2 separate regions of the Homo sapiens genome follow, and region 2 is linked to region 1. The links are chromatin loops, found by intact Hi-C in ENCODE. Cell type or tissue: tibial artery. All regions are shown on one strand. Links, peaks and the distances in the headings refer to the core of each region. The heading gives the core; the rest is flanking DNA. Region 1 overlaps MYLK2 (myosin light chain kinase 2). Region 2 overlaps CCM2L (CCM2 like scaffold protein).

What was found. Peaks named below come from ENCODE experiments on the same cell type or tissue, not always from the same donor. Only the 100,000 strongest peaks of a DNase experiment are listed, where the experiment ranks them.
Region 2: it touches region 1 in a loop (6-fold over the local background); 87 of 110 quality-filtered maps call a loop at or near these places.

The regions. Positions count from the first base shown.
Region 1 is chr20:31,832,269-31,835,170 of GRCh38, forward strand. It overlaps MYLK2 (myosin light chain kinase 2), which reads left to right. Exons shown (of 13, transcript NM_033118.4): 13 at 1,449-2,416. The coding sequence ends at 1,529. Among named protein-coding and RNA genes, the nearest start is that of FOXS1, 12 kb to the right of the region's middle. RefSeq lists an enhancer at 1,778-2,408. In tibial artery, for the core only: a CTCF peak has its summit at 1,327; no DNase peak of the experiment used is centred there; H3K27ac peaks cover 831 bases.
Region 2 is chr20:32,024,610-32,027,511 of GRCh38, forward strand. It overlaps CCM2L (CCM2 like scaffold protein), which reads left to right. Exons shown (of 10, transcript NM_001365692.1): 7 at 1,247-1,310. Among named protein-coding and RNA genes, the nearest start is that of CCM2L, 16 kb to the left of the region's middle. In tibial artery, for the core only: no CTCF peak of the experiment used is centred there; a DNase peak (open chromatin) is centred at 1,141; H3K27me3 peaks cover 1,106 bases.

The DNA.
Region 1 (2,902 bases), core at 318-2,817:
TGACTTTTCTGTTTTTGCCCTGGGCTGGCTCCTGTCCTAGAGTGGAGACCTCTACCCGGCCTTCCACCCAGCCCCACCCATCTGGGGCTCTGGCTTCCCTCCTTCATTTTTCAAATATTTCTTGAGCATCTACTACTTCTAGGCATTGGGATATAGGAGTGGACAAAAGAGACAAAGATCTCAGTCTTTGTGGAGTTACTTTTGGTGAGAGATGGGGCATTTTCTATCTTTTTTTCTTTCTTTCAATACAGTCTTGCTCTGTCACCCAGGCTGGGGTACAATGGCGTGATCTCGGCCCACTGCAACCTCTGCCTCCCAGGTTCAAGCAATTCTCCTGCCTCAGCCTTCCAAGTAGCTGGGATTACAGGCACCCACCATCACACCTGGCTAATTTTTGTATTTTTAGTGGAGACGGGGTTTCACCATGTTGGCCAGGCTGGTCTTGAACTCCTGACCTCGTGATCCACCTGCCTCCGCCTCCCAAAGTGCTGGGATTACAGGCGTGAGCCACTGTGCCTGGCTGAGGTGGGGCATTTTCTAGAGCCCTGTGGAAATAGGCAGGGTTAAAGAAGACTTTAGAAAAAAAATAAGGGCCTTCTGCCGGGGAGAGGTTGCACTTTTATTTTTATTTTTTTTAGAGACAGGGTCTCACTCTGCCTCCCCAGCTGGAGTGCAGTGGCGCTATCATGGCTCACTGTAGTCTTGACCTTCTGGGCTCAAGTGATCCTCTCCTTTGGCCTCCTGAATAGCTGGGACCACAGACATATGCCACCACATCCAGTTAATATTTTAAAAATATTTTTGTGGAGATGAGGTCTCGCCATGTTGCTCAGGCAAGCAATCCTCCCGCCTTGGCCTCTCGAAGTGTTGGGATTACAGGTGTGAGCCACTGTGCCCAGCCTGCACTTCTAAATAGGGGGGGTCAGGAAGGGCTCACTGAGAAGCATGTGAACAAAGACCTGAAGGTGGGGAGGGGTGAGCCGTGCCAATACTGGGAGAAGAGTATTCCGGGCAGAGGGAGTAGCCAGTGCAAAGGCCCTGAGGCAGAGGTGTGGTTGGAGAGTTTGAGGAACAGGTAGGAGGCCAGTATGGATGGAGTGGAGTGAGCAAGGAGGTAAGGAATGAAGTTAGAGAGGAAGAGGGGGACAGGAGTTGGAGGGACTCATCGGCCATGGCAAGGGGTTTATCTTTTACTTGGAGCAAAACTGGAGCCATGGGAGTGTTTGGAGCAGAGCGGTCCTTGGTTCAGGTCTGGCTGACCTATCCGTTGAGTGAGGGGACTCCTGGACAATACAGTGTCATGGCGCCTCCCGTGGCCATTTTGGGCACTGCACCTTCTCTAGCCTGTGACCCTCCTGGACTGAAGGGGACTTACAGGCTGCTCAGACACCCTGCAGCTGCCCCCCTGCCCTGGTGTTGACTGGGACTCCCTCTCTTCTGCCCTCTAGAAAAACTTCATTGCTGTCAGCGCTGCCAACCGCTTCAAGAAGATCAGCAGCTCGGGGGCACTGATGGCTCTGGGGGTCTGAGCCCTGGGCGCAGCTGAAGCCTGGACGCAGCCACACAGTGGCCGGGGCTGAAGCCACACAGCCCAGAAGGCCAGAAAAGGCAGCCAGATCCCCAGGGCAGCCTCGTTAGGACAAGGCTGTGCCAGGCTGGGAGGCTCGGGGCTCCCCACGCCCCCATGCAGTGACCGCTTCCCCGATGTGAGCCGCCTCGGAGTGTGGCCTGGATCCATCCTGCTAGCACCTCCCCAGACAGGGCTCCAGCCTGTCGGCCACACCCCAGACTCCAGGCCCCCGTTGAAGCCGCTCCCGGTTCCCTCCCCAGCTCCTCGTCTTTGAACTGCCGCCGCCGTGGTGACCCCTGCTTTGCCCCACTGGGAGAGTCCTTAGCCTGGGCCTCCTCCTAGCTGGAGTGCCATGGCTGGGGGGTCTCAGCATGTAGGGCTTCTGTGGTTGTGGATGGGAGGCTCCTGGTGGGGCAGAAAGGCTGCAACGCTGATTCCTAAGGCCCAGCTGCCAGGGAAGACAGAGCAGGCTTTGTGAGAGAGGACCTCCATGCCCCCGCCACCTCCCCACTCCAGCAGATAAGGCCGAGCCCACACCATCTGGCCCAGGCTGGCCCCCACCCACCTTCCTTGCGACCACCAACACACAGGAACTCTGTGTGAGAGAGAGGGCGCCCAGCCCAGGCCTGGTGGAGGGGGAGGGGAGAAGCCAAGGGACACAGGAGACCACCCCCGAGCTTGCCTCAGGGCCAAGCCGGCCCAACCCAACCACTCGGGGCCCCCATCTTGGGGGTCACCCATGGCCTCAGATGATGGGGTCAGCAGGCCCAGGAGAATTAGGAAGGCCATGGGGCAGCCTCCAGTCTGCTCTCAGCTTGTGCCTTGTAAATAAATGTACAGGTTGGATGTGGCCTCCTTCCCTCTGTGTGTGCCTGCACTGGTGTGAGGTCGCTGATGACCACAGTTCACTGAGCACCTACTGTGTACCGGACACTTTAGCAATATCCGTCAGCTCACAGTTTGGTGGTTCATGCAGGCTCAGGTGCCAGTCTGCCCAGCACATGATGTGGGCAGGTGGCTTCTGCACGTTGTGCCTCAGTATCCTCACCTGTGAGAGGGAGGTCGCAGCAACAGCCTACACCGGGTGTGTGATTACTGCGTGCCCAGCTTTACTTAAAGCGCCTGTGCTGTGTTAACTCATTTACTCCTCACAGCAAAGTTACGAGGCAGGATTGATTGGTTGATTGATTGATTTATGATGGAGTCTCACTCTGTCGTCCAGGCTGGAGTACAGTGGTGTGATCTATGCTCACTGCACGCAACCTCCGCCTCCCGGCTTCAGGTGATTCTCATGAGGCAGGTATTATTATTCCTGTTTTACAGAGGGAGAAA
Region 2 (2,902 bases), core at 83-2,582, 190 kb after region 1:
TGAGGTCAGGAGTTCGAGACTAGCCTGGCCAACATGGTGAAAACCCATCTCTACTAAAAATACAAAAATTAGCTGGGCATGGTAGCAGGCACCTGTAATCCCAACTACTCGGGAGGCTGAGGCAGGAGAATCACTCGAACCTGGGAGGTGGAGGTTGTAGTGAGCAGAGATCACACCACTGCACTCCAGCCTGGGCGACAACAGCGAAACTCTGCCTCAAAATAAATAAATAACCACAGACTGTGCTGGGAGAATGTATAATGAGGAACTGGCCCCACCTGGAGGGTAAGGAAGCAACACTGATCAGAGATCAGAAATGGTAGGGCTAATAACCAGCTAAATGAGACAACAGGACTAGGAAGAGCGCAAGCTCTCCGTACTTGGTGTTTCTTTGCTCTGAAGGTTTTCAGATCCTTCCCCTTCACAAGTTTCTTCCTCTCTTTCTTCTTCTTTCTTTCTTTCTTTCTTTCTTTCTCTCTTTCTTTTCTTTTCTTTTCCTTCCCCTTCCCCTTTCTTTCTTTCTTTTCTTTTCCTTCCCCTTCCCCTTTCTTTCTTTCTTTCCTTTCTTTTTTCCTTTCCTTTCCTCTTTTTCTTTCTTTCTTTTTTCCTTTCCTTTCCTTTCCTCTTTCTTTCTTTCTTTTTCTTTTCTTTTCTTTTTCTTTTCTTTTATTTATTTTTTTTCAGGGTCTGGCTCTGTCACCCAGCCTGGACTGTAGTGGTACAATCACGGCTCTCTGCAGCCTCGACCTCCCAGGCCCAAGCAGTCCTTCTATGTCAGCCTCTCAAGTAGCCGGGACCACAGGCATGCACCACCGCACCCAGCTAATTTTTTTGTTATTGTAGAAATAAGGTCGCTCTATGTTGTCCAGGCTGGTCTTGAAGCCTGGGCTCAAGCAGTCCTCCTGCCTTGGCCTCCCAAAGTGCTGGGATTACAGGCGTGAGCCACAAATTTTTTTTTCTTTTTTTTTGTCTTGCCTGAAACACACAGTTTACAAAATATTCCCTCACATGTTTCCTCATCTGCTGTTCCCAAGGCTCCTATGAGGTAGGTGGGGGGTGGTATTGTCCCCACATCGGGGAAGTTGAGGATCAGGAGAGGGGAGGGGAGTTCCCCAGGGTCTGTTGTGTGTTGGTGTCAGAGGCAGGACTAGACTTCAGGCTGAGACTGAGGGTGGGGCCTCAGGGAGCAGGGGATGCTGATCCCTGCTTTGCTGCCTCTGACAGTCCCTCTGTCTGCTGGTCCCAGGTGAGAGCTGCCACACAGATGGGACGTATGCCTATGATGCCGACTTCAGCTGCTGCAGCTCCTTGTGAGTACAGCCCCTGTCAGGGACTCCACCCTGCTCCCCTACCCCTGCACAAACAGGGTGACTAGAGAGGGTAGGAGAAGGTGACCCAACCTTGATGTGTGCTGAGACACTGGGCACTAAGAGGGGGAGGTAAACTGAGCTCCCTGACTCTGGAAACCCACAGGATCCAGACCCTTGAGAGACCCAGGAGACACCAGAACTCAGATGTGGGTCCACACAGTCCTGTGGTTCTCTCCCAGTCATCCAGGCACAGTGGTCTGCAGAAACCAAAATCATAGCTACATGCCAAAAAAATTATCTTGGCTTAATTTTGGTTCCATGTAATAGAAAATCCCCAAAAAGAGTATCTTAAGCAAGATAGAACTTTTTTTTCTTATATTTGACATAAAATAGAGCAGCAATTCAACATTTCATGGTTGTTAGGAGCTCAGGCTTCTCTTTTCCTTCCCTACCCTCTTCAGGACTTGCAGCCATCCTCAAGGTCACCTCATGGACCGAGATGGTGGTTGTAGCTCCAGCCATCACAGTAGCATGCTAAGGGGCCTCTTTAAAGAGTTTTGCCAGATTCCCACCTGATGACTTCTGCTTATATCTCATAGGCCAGAACTTGGTCACATAGCCATCACTAGCTGCAAGCAAAGCTGGAAAATTTAGGATTAAAAAAATATATTTCAGGCTAGATGCGGTGGCTCGCACCTGTAATCCCAACAGTTTGGGAGGCTGAGGCAGGTGGATCGCTTGAGCCTGGGAGTTCCAAACCATCCTGGGCAACATGGCGAAACCCCATCTCCACCAAAAATACAAAAATTAGCCAGGTATGGTGGCGCACACCTGTGGTCCCAGCTACTTGGGAGGCTGAGGCAGGAGAATGGCGTGAACCCAGGAGGCGGAGCTTACAGTGAGCTGAGATTGCGCCACTGCACTCCAGCCTGGGCGACAGAGCGAGACTCTATCTCAAAAAAAAAAAAAAAGAAAAATTCAGGCCAGTCATGGTGGCTCACGCCTGTAATCCCAACACTTTGGGAGGGCAACGCAGGAGGATCACTTGAGCCCACAAGTTTGAGACCAGTCTGGGCAACATAGGGAGACCCTGTCTCTATTGAAATAAATAAATAAACAAATAAATAAATAAAATTTTAAACAATTCAGTTGGGAACATTACCCAGGGTTCTGTTTAGGGTGACCAGCCATCCCAGTTTGCTCAGGAATGAGGGGTTCCCCCGGATATGGGATTTTCAGTGCTAAAACCAAGAAAGTCCTGGGTTACTGGTTGATCACCTAGTTATATTACTAAGGGCTTCAGTTTGGCATGTAGCAGTCTCTGCCAGTGATATATGTCTTATTGTTTCTTTCCTTTTTAGTGGCAATAGATTTGCCTTCCTCATACTGTATGCCCTTAGGCTAGTCTTTAAACAACCAGATATCTACTGAAGAGATAAAATAGTGATAATAGCGTTTGAACATTGAACTTGCTATGTACTAAGTGCTGTTCTATAAAGCACTTTATTTTTTCATCAACATAGTAACATTACAGCAGCTACTGTTTATTGCTTATAGCCCATAATTCTAAGTGTTCTACAAATATTAACTCC